Regions from separate parts of the Homo sapiens genome. Here region 1 is linked to region 2. The links are chromatin loops, found by intact Hi-C in ENCODE. Cell type or tissue: heart right ventricle. All regions are shown on one strand.

The links. Peaks named below come from ENCODE experiments on the same cell type or tissue, not always from the same donor. Only the 100,000 strongest peaks of a DNase experiment are listed, where the experiment ranks them.
Region 1: a loop joins it to region 2, with 2.5 times the contacts of the local background. A loop is called at or near these places in 2 of 110 quality-filtered maps.

What each region holds. Positions count from the first base shown.
Region 1 is chr2:197,892,655-197,895,154 of GRCh38, forward strand. The region is part of intron 1 of PLCL1 (phospholipase C like 1 (inactive)); the gene reads left to right. Among named protein-coding and RNA genes, the nearest start is that of PLCL1, 89 kb to the left of the region's middle. RefSeq lists enhancers at 909-958, 999-1,058 and a silencer at 1,251-1,545. In heart right ventricle, no CTCF peak of the experiment used is centred here; a DNase peak (open chromatin) is centred at 1,367; H3K4me3 peaks cover 716 bases; H3K27ac peaks cover 2,500 bases.
Region 2 is chr2:198,126,704-198,129,203 of GRCh38, forward strand. All of the region lies in intron 5 of PLCL1 (phospholipase C like 1 (inactive)), which reads left to right. Among named protein-coding and RNA genes, the nearest start is that of LINC01923, 250 kb to the right of the region's middle. In heart right ventricle, CTCF peaks have their summits at 1,136 (motif pointing left) and 1,336; no DNase peak of the experiment used is centred here.

The DNA.
Region 1 (2,500 bases), 230 kb before region 2:
ATATCTAATGAGTATTTATGTAATTAATAACTAAAACAATGTTTAAAGATTGTTTTTGGACCAGGTATGGTGGCTCACACCTGTAATCCCAGCACTTTGGGAGGCTGAGGTGGGCGGATCACGAGGTCAGGAGTTCGAGATCAGCCTGATCAACATGGTGAAACCCTGTCTCTACTAAAAATACAAAAATTAGCTGGGTGTGTGGTGGCACGCGCCTGTAGTCCCAGCTACTCAGGAGGCTGAGGCAGGAGAATCGCTTGAACCCGGGAGGGGAAGGTTGGAGTGAGCTGAGATCGCGCCACTGCACTCCAGCCTGGGCAAGAGACCATCTCAAAACAAAACAAAAAACAACAAAAAAACCTGAAAAACGCTTTTGAGTAGGAGGAACTTTCACAGAATAAGAGGTTTGAAGTTAGTTAACTGTATTGAGTTACAAAGCCACCATTGCTTATTTCTTGGTATAGTTGTTCCTTAATCAAATTTCTTAATCAGATATAACCAACAGATGAATTATAAAGCAGAATTTGGAATATCTGTAACTTTAGAGTACCTCTTTTGTCTGCCTTCACTACATATATACTGTCTCTTATTAGATTTGAACCTTTTTGCTTCAAAGTAGATTCTGTGTGTTGGCTAGAAAGCATAAATATCCTTTAGGGAAGAATACTTAAAAAACCAGTATCTTGTGTAGTGTTCTTGAGTAAATTCAGTGCCATAGTATATTTGTTGTCAGATTTGGGAGTGAGATAGGTGGCAACTAAATATATATACAGGGAGCATAATACATTCAAGGAGTATACAACTTTTACATTCCTATAGCACGTTAGGGTTTATTCAAAGTGAGGTCCTTCATTTGACCCTCAGAACAGTCATGTGAAATAGGCAGCACAGGCATCATTACAAATGTGACTTTACAAATGTGAGAAGGCTGAGGCTCAGAGAAGTGAAATGATTTGGCTAAGGTCAAAAGCAAGTCACAGTGAATGCCTGGTCTGGAGTCCGGTGTGTTTTCATCTCAGCATGCAAATTTAAACCCAAAGAAAGTTAGGTGCTTAAATGCTCTAGGGTAGCTGGGCTTTACGTGGCTACTTACCATAGTGTTTATTTGAATGTTAGAGAAATAGCTTCAAGCAACAGAAGGCTTGACTTAGAGTGGTTTAAACAAATAGGGATTTAATGTTTTTGTATAATTAGAAGCTGGAGGTAGGCAGTTGCTAGTGCTGATTCTGCTGTTCAGAGACCCAGGCTCTTTGACTTTTTGCTCTGCCGTTTTGCATATGTTGACTTTCGTTCTCAGGCTTGTCTCCTCCTACTTGCCAAGGTGGCTGCCCTAGCTCTGGGAGAAGGGTGATGGAGTGTGTGTGCAGTAAGGGGTGGGGGGTAGTGCCAGCCTCATCTGTCTCTCTTATCAGGAAAAGAAAAAGCTGCCCAGAAATTCCACCAGCTGACTTCTATTTAAGTCATATTGGCCAGAGAGTTGGTACATGTCATCTTGTCTATCCCCTGTCCATGCCCCGTTCCTGCCTTATGAAAAGGCAGGGAAAGTGAATATTTAGCTTTGTCAACCTTAAAAGTAGAGGCAGGCAAGGGAGACAGGTGGTTGACAATAGGTGTTGAGTGAGCCAGCCTACAGTGCCTGTCACAGTCTTACCGTAATTCTATTTGGAGCAAATAGCATTGGATAAACATTGAGTGCACATCCTCATAGTTTCCTGCCACTGATGAATTTTGTGATTATTGCTTCTGAGTGCTAGGCAGCTCTTTTCTGCTCACTTCTGGGGAAAGTCAAATTTAAAGAACTATAATTACATGGGAGAAGAGAAGGGGTGCTGGATTCTTAATAGTTCTTTGTCAGTATAACTAGCTCATTTTTTTTTGGGTGCAATAGTTACACATCTACCTTATCATCCTTTGTAAATGTTTATTTTATGCATGCATGTAAATTAGTTAAGAATTGGAATTAAACTGTGGCCGCTTGTCTTAAGAATGGTGTAGGATCAGCAAGCCTTGGATTGTGTGTGTTTGCCTAGAGCTGAGTGTTTTTATGAAGAAGCAAAAACCTATTCATGAGTGTATTTAAAGCTGCAGCCAAGTGACGATGTATATTCTGTTTCTCAGGTAAGTGAAATGTAAAGAGAAGTTTTGGAGTCAGATGGACTTGTGCTATAATCCTGGGTCACCTCCTGAACCATGGTCCCTCCTTTTCCAAGTGAGGATAGGGGATTCATGACATGGCACATGGCTGGCAGCACCACAGAGCTGGGCTAACTTCACTGTGTTTTAACTCTCTTTCTTTCTAGTTCTTTGTTTTCCATACAACACCATGGCTTGTTGAACTTGGAAGCTGTTTATCTATTTCCCTTGATAAAAAGGTTTAGTTTTTGTTTCTTACAGAAAGGGGAAGTAATTTAAAAGTGTTGGCCCAGTGGACTTCCCTTTTGATTAAATACACAGCAATTATGTTTAATAAAAGAGATACAAGTGCCAGATAAAATTGTCA
Region 2 (2,500 bases):
AGTCCAGCCTGGGTAACCTGGTGAGACCCCAGCTCTACAAAAAATACAAAAATTAGCTGGGCATGGTGGCACATATCTATAGTCTCAGCTTCTTGGGAGGCTGAGGAGAGAGTCGCTTGAGTCTTGGAGGGTGAGGCTGCAGTGAGACATGATTGCACCTCTGCACATCGGCCTGTGTGACAGAGTGAGACCCTGTCTCAAACAACAACAACAAGATAGAGCCATTTACTAAGCAGATTGGCAGGTGAGGGACGCTGGTTTTAGCTAGTACAGTGAATGAGTGTGTGAGTGTGTGTGTGTGTGTGTGTGGGGGGTGGTGTATTCTTAGTCCCTTTTACACTGACAGTTGAAAAACTGACCTTTGCCCTTCTCTCTCCCATGTTATTTCTGATGTTAGTAGGCAGTTTGTAGCACAGCAGGATGGAAGAGTTGCAAAGGGAATTGTCTATGGGGTGAACCTTTTCAATTGCCCTTCCATCCACATACCCTCTTTACTGTGAATAATCATAAATGCATAATGATAACATTTTCCACATGCTAAATCATGCTAATGACCCCTACCAAGTAGAGGAAAGAATGTTGTCTTATAATACCAACAGATTATTTAAACCTGAGAGCTTTACATCATGTTAGATTAAGTTGTGTATATTAAAATTTTCCAAACAGTAAGTATAAAGATACTGTCTTATACATATAAGAGGTATGGCTATTTTAACATATTTTTTAAATTATATGAAATAAACTTTATTGGACATAGTTTTACGTTACCATTTTTTCTCTCTTTCACCAAATTGTGAAAGCAAATAGCTAGATATGCTTTCTCCCTTTGAAGAGGCATGACAGTTTCAGGTTTTGCTAAGAAAGATAGTTTCCATCTGAAAATGTGTGTACATAGTGTTTACTTCTAATTTAAATGCCTATTTACACAGGTTGGGGATACACCAATGTTTTTTGATGATGTGGTAAGTTTTCAAAATCTATTTGAGGTCATTTTTATATGCTTAGAATGACTTAGGTGCAAATCTACATGGAAGCAGAGGAATAAACCACATGGTTTTAGAAGCCATTTCTGATCATTGGAGCACAAGCTTTTTGTGGACAGCAGGCACTCCCTACCTAAGTCCAAAGCAGGGGAGCCACCTGCTGGACAGTGTGAAAAATCTTCATTTTCTGGAGGTAGTCATCCCTGCTTTTTTACTTTTAAGTTTAGGTAGATTTACTTACATATAAATTTATGTACTTTTTATTTTGCTGAGTAAATTTCTCACTTCACACAAATAAAGCGGCTCTAAAATAAGGAGAAAAAAATTAGGATGCTATGAAACACAAATTTGAACAACGATCAGTACTAGAAGTAGAGGCTTTTAGTCATTCCATTTTGTATTTTGTCTTTTTCCTTTCATTCGTAGTTCAGCCTAACTGCATTTATATTGTAAACCAAAAATAAAATTCTAAGCCCCTTAACCGACTGAATGGACCTGTCCTATGGGGACAAGGGGATTCCAAAAAATTCCAAAAAGCTAGTTCAGGCCATGATGGGAACCTGATGGTGTAACCACCCAGTTGGGTTCACCTTTCATGCTACCTAGAAAGAGCTGATTCATCTAGACAGGGGAATCGCAATAGAGAAAGAATAATTCGCACAGAGCCAGCTGTGCGGGAATCTGGAGTTTTATTATTGCTCCAATCTGTCTCCCCAGGATCAGAGTTTTTAAAGACAATTTGTGGGAGGGGAGGGGCAGTGAGTCAGGGACTGCTGATTGGCTGGGTCGGAGATGAAATTATGGAGAGGAAATCATGGGGCGTTACTGTCTTCTTGCGCTTAGTCCGTTCCTGGGTGGGCATCACAGGATCAGATGGGCCAATTTCTTGATATGGTGGTGCCAGTTGATCCGTCAAGTGCAGGGTCTGCAAAACTTCTCAAGTACTGATCTTAGGAGCAGTTTAGGGAGGGTCAGAATCTTGTAGCCTCCAGCTGCATGACTCCTAAACCATAATTTCTAATCTTGTGGCTACTGTTAGTAGTCAAGAAGGAGGTTTATTTTAGGAAAGGGATGTTATTGTTCTTGTTTTAAACCATAAACTATAAGTTCTTCCCAAAGTTAGTTCAGCCTATGCCCAGCTTGGAGGTTAGAGGCAAGATGGAGTCATTTAAGTTGGATCTCTTTCACTGTCTCAGTCATAATTTTGCAAAGGCAGTTTCAATGGTAAAAGGGAATTGGATACGCTGCATTATACTTTCCTCCCTTTGGAATTCAGGCTGAACTGATCGGCCTTAAAATTAAAACAGAGATCTTAAGACACAGTAGGCTCTTTGTAGCAATAAGATACCAAATTCCAACCTGACTCCAGTATAGCATCACATGACAGATAGCAGGCCCTGAGAAAAATCAAGTATTTTACCCCAAAATATATTTCTTTGACATATTTTTAAATGGCCCTGCAAAGCTATCTCTTGTGGGGGAAATTTACCTCCTTTAGAGAAGCCCCTTCCCTTTCC